2 separate regions of the Homo sapiens genome follow, and region 2 is linked to region 1. Evidence: chromatin contacts called from ENCODE Hi-C or POLR2A ChIA-PET data. All regions are on one chromosome and are shown on one strand. Each heading gives the region's core, a stretch centred on a gene start or an enhancer-like site at or near the end of the contact. The rest is flanking DNA. Distances are from core to core; before and after follow the strand shown.

What was found. Hi-C counts contacts between places; a loop is a spot of excess contacts on that map. ChIA-PET counts read pairs that join two places held with the same protein, here RNA polymerase II (POLR2A). Pooled maps may share reads with other maps.
Region 2: a loop to region 1 is called in a map of CD4-positive, alpha-beta T cell, with 7 times the contacts of the local background. The contact joins the promoter of ACADS here to the promoter of CCDC92 in region 1. A Hi-C loop is called at or near these places in 1 of 168 maps with a recorded cell type or tissue (CD4-positive, alpha-beta T cell) and 1 of 50 pooled maps. POLR2A ChIA-PET finds 5 or more read pairs at or near these places in 1 of 52 experiments (Panc1).

The regions. Positions count from the first base shown.
Region 1 is chr12:123,969,957-123,974,664 of GRCh38, reverse strand. It overlaps CCDC92 (coiled-coil domain containing 92), which reads left to right and starts at 1,834. Exons shown (of 5, transcript NM_025140.3): 1 at 1,834-2,136. ZNF664-RFLNA (ZNF664-RFLNA readthrough) reads right to left here and starts at 1,450. Exons shown (of 5, transcript NM_001347902.2): 1 at 1,362-1,450; 2 at 645-779. ZNF664 (zinc finger protein 664) reads right to left here and starts at 1,450. Exons shown (of 5, transcript NM_152437.3): 1 at 1,313-1,450; 2 at 645-779. RefSeq lists silencers at 882-1,111, 1,222-1,301, 1,372-2,241, 2,272-2,391 and enhancers at 1,612-2,349, 2,350-3,087.
Region 2 is chr12:120,724,000-120,728,707 of GRCh38, reverse strand. ACADS (acyl-CoA dehydrogenase short chain) reads right to left here and starts at 2,882. Exons shown (of 10, transcript NM_000017.4): 1 at 2,777-2,882; 2 at 1,519-1,682. The coding sequence starts at 2,822. RefSeq lists a silencer at 2,563-3,072 and an enhancer at 2,709-3,210.

The sequences.
Region 1 (4,708 bases), core at 585-3,084:
ACACCACACACATAATAGTCGGCATCCCTGAAGACAGAGGTTGATAGTCAAAGACAAAATGCCATCTCTGTGATATGCTGTTTTTACAAAGAAAATGTACTACTCTGCTAATTTAGAATTAATTTTTAAATTTTTAATTAACCTGCGGGTTGAACAAGGTCAATTTCCTGCTCTAAAAAACTATGCGTCTATGAAGGAAATAGGAGCCCTCTCTAAATAAGAAGCCAAAATGCCTAAAAACCGTTCCAGCCTGTGAAAACAATAAACTGTAAATATCAGAAAACGTTCCTTGAAGAAGGCAATAGCTCAGAAATCTTTTTTCGGTATCTGGTCTCCTTTGTTGCAATAAGACAGCCCGTAAGCAATCTAGCAACCAGAACAGTTCAGTTCGGAGCAGGCTCCCGGGGAGATTTAGTTGTTAGAGTTCGGCAAGAAAGGTTTCACAAAGGAGCTGAGTTCTGGGGGAAATGAGAGGTGATGTGGCGGAGAGATGGATCCGGACGGGAAAATGTCTGGGAGGGGGTATACGGAGTTCATGAGAAGCCGGGGACAGTGAGAAAACTGCAGTCGAGTCCTGGAAGGGGTGAGAACGCCTGCGGAGGCGGGAGTCAGAGGGAAGTGGACAGCGCCGGCAGCCGGTTTACCTGGGTGAGAATCCGGCCCTTGTTGTGGTCAAACAATGGAGGCGTCCGGCGGCAGCAGCCTTCTGCGCTGGGTGCGCGAGGGGTTCCTCATCACCTGAGCGGGATGCTCGCCTCCTCTGCCGGACGCAGGGCGCCCTGAAAAACACACAGCACCCCATGCAGCCGGCTCCTCCGCAGCCGCCCGGCTCCCCGGTCCCCTGGCGCGGCCATGACCGCCTCTCCCGGGACCCGCCTGGAAGGGCTCCAAGACGCGGCTCCACGGGCGACGAGGGCGGCAGCGCTCCCCCTTCCCTCGGCTCCAACAACAATGGAGCCTGGCTCGGGAGTCCGGCTCCCGAGGGGCCTCGCCCGGCCTCGCCCTGCCCGCTGCCCAGCCCTCGCTCGCACCGGCCGCCATCTGCGCCCCCCGGCCCCGCTCCCCCGCACTGCGGGCCCGCGGCCGACCGCCCGAGGCCCGAGGGGCGGCTTCTCAGCCCGGGACCCGCCAGGCTGCGCGGAGCCGCTCTGACCTTCCCCGCCATCCCGAGGCCCATCCTCCGGGATGGGTTGTTTTTCTTTTCTTTAAGCCACTCCACCTCCTTCCCACCCCCAGCCCGCTCCCTGGCCCCCGGCCCCCGCCTCCCTCCGGGAAAGAAAGAAAGACTGCAGCCCGGCCGCCGAGAACTCACTCCAAGTGAGGGGAGTCAGCGCCCCAGGCCGCGGGCGCCGCGCACCCACCTCCCTCTCCTCAGGGACACCTCACAGGTGCGCCTCCGAGCCGCGCGCGCGCGCGCTCCGCACACCCAGACGCCTCCGGGGGACAGCGCGCGTGCGCACGCACGAGGCCGGGGAAGCCCCGGGGGAGCGGGGGCCGCACGCATGCGCGGCCACCCGGCCCGCGCCCCCACCGCCCGCCTCCGCCCCCGCCCCCCAGCCCCGGCCCGGTCGGGCCCGGCCATCCCCCACCCCAGCGCCCGGCGCGCGCGCTCCCGCTCGCCTCCCTCGCTCCTCCCCGCGCCCCCCCCTCCCTCGGGCCGCGTTACCCAGGGCAACCGCAGTGCGGCCGCACCTGAGCTGTGCGCCTGCGTCCCGCGGGCCCGACCCTCCCTTCCCCTCGGCCTTCGCCCCTGCCCCGCCACAGCCGGGCGGAAGGGGGCGTAGCCCCGCCTCGCCAAGTGAATATCGGCCCGCCGCCCCCGCCCAGCCCGGCAGACACAGGCCCGCCGCCGCGCCGGCGCCTAGCCCGCCGGGTCAGCGCGGCCAGGCCTCGCCGCCGGCCCCGCTCCCAGGGTGCACCGCGGCTAGCGCTGGGGTGGGAGCGGGCGAGATGCGCCGGGCGGGCGGTGCCCACTGACCTCCCTCGGCGGCCCGGCCCGGGCAGCGCCCGAGCCCAGGCAGCCCCGCCCGCCGCGCCCCGCCCAGCCCATGGGCCACGGGCCCCCACCGCCGCCCGCCGGGAGGACCGAGCCTAAGAGGGCAGCCGCCTGAAGGAACGCGACGGCGGCGCCCGCAGGTGAGGCGGGGCCCGGGGTGTGTCGAGTCCGGCCCCGCTCACCTGGCAGCGCCGGCGGGGGCGGAGGGGCCGGGCAGGGGCGGAGGGGCCGGGCAGGGACGGGAGTTCGTGGCGAAGACTTTAAAAACCCTCCCCGCCGGGAGACGGGGGACGGGGTCCTCCTGCCCCACCTCCGGGGCTTGGGAGCCACGTTAGCTCCCCCAGGGGCAGGGGTGGCCCCGGGCGAAGGCAACTCGGGAGACGGCGGAGTCGGGGAAAGAGGGTCCCTGAGGCTCGGCGACCCCCGCGCCCGCCCCCGCGGGGTCTGCCGGCCCTTTCTGGGGAGGGGGCTCCCCGGCCCGGGCTCCAGTCCAGGGTGCGGACCGGCCGCGGCGCGCGCCCACCCCAGTGCCAAGGGGGAGGAGAGGCCGGTCCCGGGGCGCTCCTGTCTGCCCCGGGGTGGGATCGCAGGGCGAGGGATCCGCATTGCAGGTGCACCAGGAGCGCCCCGGGGCCTAGCCCGGCTTTGTCTGGGATGCTGTGGGGAGGAGGCCGTCTGAATCCACATCGCCTTTTTAAATGCTTGTTACCACCCGGGGAACCTTAGAGACCCTCCCTGACAAGTTGTATCGCCTCCCGTCCTGGTAGCCTTTCCGTAAGTACACTACCTTGCCAGCCCCTTCCTGAAGCTTTGATGCGGCTTTAGTTTACTCTGAGTAACGATTTGCCTGTGATTCGTGAAACGGAGCAGAATGCACAAACGCAGCAGAGCTCCAGGCTTGGCTACTGGGCTGCCGTCTGCTACGGCGAGTGAGTTTCTCTAACTTAGGTTTTCATGCTGACCTGTATTGTTTCATTTCAAGTTTTGGTATTTAGCAGTACGATCTAGTCCACTAAGGAAAATTAGGCTGCCAGAGAGAAAATATAACCGCGCTCTGTAGCTTAGGTTGCAGTAGTCGGTTTTATAACAAAATGCAAGCTACCACGCTGTAATACTTTAACATATTACGCAGTTCCAGAAACCTGTAAGAGTATTAAAACTAGGATTGCCATTTTAAAACTTTTACGTTTGAAATTTATTTAAAGAGCATTGGTATTGATAAAACGACTTTTCTTTTTTTTTTTTTTTGCTCATCAAGAATTCCCATGCATTTTCTCGCTATTGCATTGTAAGGAAAAAGATGCTAACGTTTAAAGTGGCTTTTACCTCCAAAGATGTTTTGAAATGTATGTAATTCTTTTGGCTAACTGTTCATCTTATGTGAAATATGCTTGGAAGAAGGCTTTAAAACTCGTGATTATATATACGGGTATGCGTACATATCCATACACACCACTGAAAAATCTTAAAATAGTTTTGTTACTCCTCTGCGTATTATAATTACTCAGTAAATTTAGTTTAGGTACATTTAAGATCTAAAGTACAGGACAATTATTTGTGTGAGATTTTTACTGTGACACATTTTAAATACATCGGTCTAACAAATAGGGTTTTTTTGAAATTAGATATTTTTATTAACTCTTTAAAAAACGAATCATTCATCTTGGGTTTATAACTCTTTCATCTGCCATGTTGGATAAATTGCAAAATTGGATAAATTGATCTCAACTTATCCAATTATCTTTGGATAAATTGATCTCAACATAATTACCTAATTGGTAGGATGCCTTTGCAACGATACTAACGTTAATAAAATGTTGATGCTTTTAAAAAATACTTATGTTAAAAAAGCATTTTCTCGTATTTCTGGCAAGAAAAGTCATGGAACTTTTTTCCTTCTATCTGGAACAAGGTCAGCCATAAATAGTTTCTAATACATAGTGGGCACACATTTGGTAACTAAGATTAATTATATCTACTGAATTTACTGAATTCCATGTCCTTCAAGGGCAGTGACTAGGTGACTTTGTATCTTCACACACCAATGTTGCAGTAAATGTTTGAGTCAGATTGAAGTTTCATCCCGGCTAGGTAGGTGCTAACTTAATGACACCAGTTTCCACATCTTCAGCTTTGATGTTTCAACCTGCAGAAGGATTTGGGCACGGAAGTGGCTGTGTCCTAATTGTCTTCAAATATTTGAAGGTCTGTCATGCAGCAAGGGATTTCATTTATTTTGAGTAATTATTGAGTACAGAAAAACAGATTTCACTTCTATATGAAGGCAAAAGTTGTTTATGGTGAGAACTAGCGGTGGAAAGAAGGGGCTGCTCCTTCCCTAGGGGCTTTTGGGATCAGCTGGTTCCCCACTTGGCGTGAATGGCTATTAGGAGGTATCACAGAGGTATAGGAGGGTCTTTCTGAGAGGGACTCCTGGGTATTCCGATGGCAACTATATTCGAGGACTTCTGTACTTCCCTTTTAGCACTGTGGCTTTTGTTTTTTGTTTTCTTATGCTGGCTTCTAGAGTTGTGGACGTAGCAACATCCGCAGACACCTACATGAACCCTAGGAAGATTTTTTAGTAGATTAAAGACCCACCTGCTATCGAAGATGATTCTTAGTCGTGCTTTGCATTTGTATGGCACATTACAGGGAATAAAGCACTCTCGAATTCAATGTGTTTTAAAAGACTCTTTTTAATTATACATG
Region 2 (4,708 bases), core at 1,633-4,132, 3.2 Mb after region 1:
CGGTGAAACCCCGTCTCTACTAAAATACATAAAATTAGCCGGGTATGGTGGTGTGCGCCTGTAATCCCAGCTACTCGGGAGGCTGAGGCAGGAAACAATTGTTTGAACTCAGAAGGCGGAGGTTGCAGTGAGCCGAGATCGCGCCACTGCACTCCAACCTGGTGACAGAGCAAGACTGTCTCAAAAAATTTTTAAAAATAAAAAATAAATTAAAATTAAAATTAAAAAAAAAAACAGGCAAGGAGAAGAGGCCGGAGAGGTTTGACTTTTCACAAATCATTAATTAAACAACTATCTACTACTGAGTGTTTACACCAGGTGCTGGACATCTTTAGGTCAGCGTGTACGGCAGTAACATCTTCAACGCGTAGCTGCAGACAGACTGAATGCAAATGGAAGAACACAGTGGCACGGGAGGGAGCGCGCTGATGGGAAACTCAGGGGAGAAAACAGTTCAAGCAGGCCGGGCACGGTGGCTCACGCCTGTAATCCCAGCACTTTGGGACGCCAAGGCGGGCAGATCGCCTAAGGTCAGGAGTTTGAGACCAGCCTGCCCAACATGGAGAAACCCCATCTCTACTGAAAGTACAAAAACTAGCTGGGCGTGGTGGTGCCCGCCTGTAATCCCAGCTACTGGGGGCCGAGGCAGGAGAATTGCTTGAACCCAGGAGGCAGAGGGGTGCAGTGCGTTGAGATTGCGCCACTGCCCTCCAGCCTGGGCAACAGAGCGAGAGTCCATTTCAAAAAAAAATAAGTAAATAAAAAAGAAAATAGGTCGAGCAGGCTGCCGCTGATGAGCTCCATGACCTTGGGTATGTTATTTAACTTGTTCACAAGTCTGAGTCCATGGGGTATATAATAATACTACCTTTGGCCGGGCGTGGTGTCTCACACCTGTAATCCCAGCACTTTGGGAGGCCGAGGTGGGCAGATCACCTGAATTCAGGAGTTTGAGACCAGCCTGGCCAACATGGTGAAACGCCGTCTTTACTAAAAATACAAAAGTAGCGGGGCAGAGCAGTGCACGCCTATAATCCCAGCTACTTGGGAGGCTGAGGCAGGAGAATCACTTGAACTCAGGAGGCAGAGGCTGCAGTGAGGCGAGGTCGCACCATTGCACTCCAGCCTGAGCCACAAGAGTGAAACTCCGTCTCAAAAAAATAAATAAGAATAGTACCTTCACCTCACAGGACCGTTGTGAGGAACAGATGAGATAACCCATCTCAAGAACAGTGCCTAGTGCATGCCAAACACCCTAAAGGCACTATTTAGAATGAGCACAGTGGCTGGCACAGTAAGCAACTGACCATCCACCACATATTACTGTTGTCCCAGAAGTTAAGTCCTGGCTACTGGCCACAGGCTGGACAAGGGAAACTTCCAGAGCATTTTCTGGGTTCCAGGCCCTGCTTTGGGGTTCCTCTACCAGAGTCCGAGTGCCGCTGACTGTCACTGCCACCATTCATCCAGTAGCAGAGGGCAGACCACTATCGTGGGCTGCTGAGGTTGCACTCTCACCTGAGCCGCTGGGAAGAGATGTTCCTTATCCACCTGGGCTGCAATGGGAAACAACTCCTTCTCGGCAAAGTCCCGGCATGTCTGGAGCAACATCTGGTGTGTCTCGGGCAGTTCCACAGACTGGTAGATGGTGTGTAACTGCCGCCAGGCCCTAGGACAGAGAGCTGCCGGCAAGGGCAGAAGTGAGTGGAAGGAGGAGGCAGGAGGTCTCCAAGAATCCTAGTGACCCACTAACTCACCAGGGAGGATTTTGCCCTCCAAGGGACATCTGGCAATGTCTGGAGCCAGTTCTAGTTGTCACAACTAGAGCAGGGGAATACTATTGGTACCCAGTGGATAGGGGTCCGGGATCCCTGCTGAACATCCAACAAGGCAGAGGACAGCCCCCACAACAAAGAACTGTCAGCCCAAAATGTCCATGGCGGCCACTGAAAACCCCATACTAACTGAATGCTTAGTACACTCACTAGACATTTCCATACACTACATCCTTCAGTCCTCAGTATAATACCAACAGTAATAAGACCTCAGCTCTGTGACCTTAGGCAAGGGTTTTAAACGTCAGTGAGCCTCCGTTTCTATAACAAGTGGAGGCGAATAGTATTCCGCTCCTCGGAGTGCGAAAGAAAGACTAACTAGCGCTTAACACAGTTCTCAGTAGCGTTCCCCTTGTAATTCAGGCCAGGCAAAGGAAGCCGTGGCTATATGTGTCACGGCTGCTACAACTGGAGACACGTAAGATGGGAAAGGTACTGTATTAACCAGCAAGAACGAGCATTTGTGGAACACCTGTTACACGCCAGGCACGAAGTGCTTTACATACCCTATGATTTAATCCTCCCAACAACTCTGATTTTCTCTGTGGACATTTTACACATGGGCCAACCGAGGCTGAGGAGGGGCTGTCTTGCCCAAGGTCACAGATGCGGGTCTGGTTCAATCCCAGGCCTGGCTCCGGAAGAAGGACGCACCCTGAACCTCTAGTGGGGGTGAAATGAAGGGAGGGAGATATGGGAACTGGGAACTGGGCTGGTGGCTGGGGTCAATCGGGGGGTAGGGGTCTGTGCAGGAACCAGGGACGCCTGAAGGGCCGGGCTGGGTCGGCGCAAGGAGCAGCAGAACTGGGGCAAAGGCCGTGAGCGCTCCCGGAGTGGGGCTCCGCCTGCCAGCGGCTCTGACAGAGCCGGCCGCCAGGACCTCCGCCCGCTGGGCCAGACGCGGGCTGAAGCCCCGCCGTACGGATCCCCAGCGCACTCACCTCTGCGGGCAGGGCCCGAGGCCCGGGCGAGCAGCGCGGCGGCCATGGGCGACAGACACAGTCCCAGGCTTCGCGACCTCCCGCTGCGAGCGCGCTGTTCCGGAGTGCTGGGGGGCGGGACCCGGGACAGAGGCCACGCCCGTAGGGCCTCGGGAGCGGGGCCGAGGTGCGCTCGCGGCCAGGGGGCGGGGCCTCCAGTGGTCCCTCCCAAGGCGAGGAACCGACGCTCGACTGCGCGCGCGGTCGGTCAGCTGGCTGTTCGTGCCCACATTCGTTAATCAAAATGCTAACAAGAGAAAGCTAAGGATAGAGCTTCGCAGAAAGGCCAGAGAGGTCTTTTTAAAGCATAAATAAGATAGCGATCTTCGGGTTAAAACTTTGTTGGCTTTGTCGGCGGGCCCATCCCTCCTAAAATCCAATTCTATGGCTTAAAAAGCCAAGACCTGCCTTGTCTATCAGGGCCCATGCCCACCGTTCCCTGGTTATTGTTGCTTAGCTTTACGAGGCAGCTCTTCTCTAAGACCCTTAGCTGGTTCCTGACTCGGGGCCTCTGTGATCACTGTTCCTTTTGTCTGGAATGCCCCCTCTTCGTTTAGGTCTCATGGATGCCTGCCCTGACCACACCAAGCCGTTTCTCCCCCTCTGGCTCTCTATCTTTCGTTCTGTTTATTCAAGGCACTTTGCATCTGAAATTATCTGCTTCCCCGACTCGCTCCGAGAAGCTCAAGGACCTGTCTTGTGTTGGTGCTCAATATTTAGGCCCCTGGAGTTGGGCTGCAAGGAAAGCTTTCTTTTCCCCAGAGGCTGTGAAGGTGGGTGGAGATGCTACCCCCGTTCCACTTCAGTACTGTGTCTCATTCCCGATTGGGGCAGAACCCAGACACATATTTGACCCCTAGCATCCTCATCAGGACACCTTTGCCCCGCCCAAGAAACTATGCTGATTTTACTTGTCCCATAAGGGTCTTCTCTTGTGCAAGTGTGATTCTGATTCCCATAGCCTCCTGGGCACCACCCACGCCCTCCCAGGCACCCACACATCCCTCCAACTGCCTTTCTTTCCCAGCACTCAGCCAGGCAGGCATCTGTTCCCAGCATTGACCTATTTGCCAAAACTTCTGTCTCTTCCTCTTGGAGGAAAGTGGAAACCTCGGTCACTACTTCCTAGAAGAAAGCCAATCAAAAGATGCAGCAAAGTCCTTAATGTGTTACCTTTCTTTTTAAATAATGCATTTAAAAGAACGCCTCTAAATTCTCAGTACTTTAAAGTCAAATGAATGGCTCCCATTGGCAAATGCTCTAAGGGCTTCCTCACCTTTCCGTCATCCCACCTGGGAACCAGCCCTGGGTGGAAGAAACGATGAAGAAGCAGGAGAAAAGGGAGAAATAAGTGAGTTGTGTTTGTGAGCAAAGGCCAATAATTGCTTCAGGTGCCACAGAGCATCTAAACCAGACTCTTGAGAATTTGTGACTGTAAATATGAACGTTCAAATTTCATTTTAAAAGTATCCAAGTTTTCCAATAGAGACAGAATCAGATAGTGGTTGCAAGAGGCGAAGTGGGGGAAGTCACCTGGCTGCAAACACAAGGAACTCAGGAACTTTCTGAGTGGGTACGATGGAAATGTCCTATATCATGATTGTGATGGGTAATAAAAGTATTCATTTGTCAAAATGCATCAATACTCTTAATTGAGGTAAATTTTACTGTAGTTAAAGTATTTCTTAATAAGCCTACCTTTATGGCCAGCCACAGTGGCTCACACCTGTAATCCCAGAACTTTGGGAGGCCAAGGCGGGTTGATCACCTGAGGTCAGGAGTTCAAGACCAGCCTGGCCAACATGGGGAAACCCTGTCTCTACCAAAAATACAGAATTAGCCGGGCGTGGTGGCATGCACTTGTAATCCCAGCTACTTGGGAGGCTGAGGCAG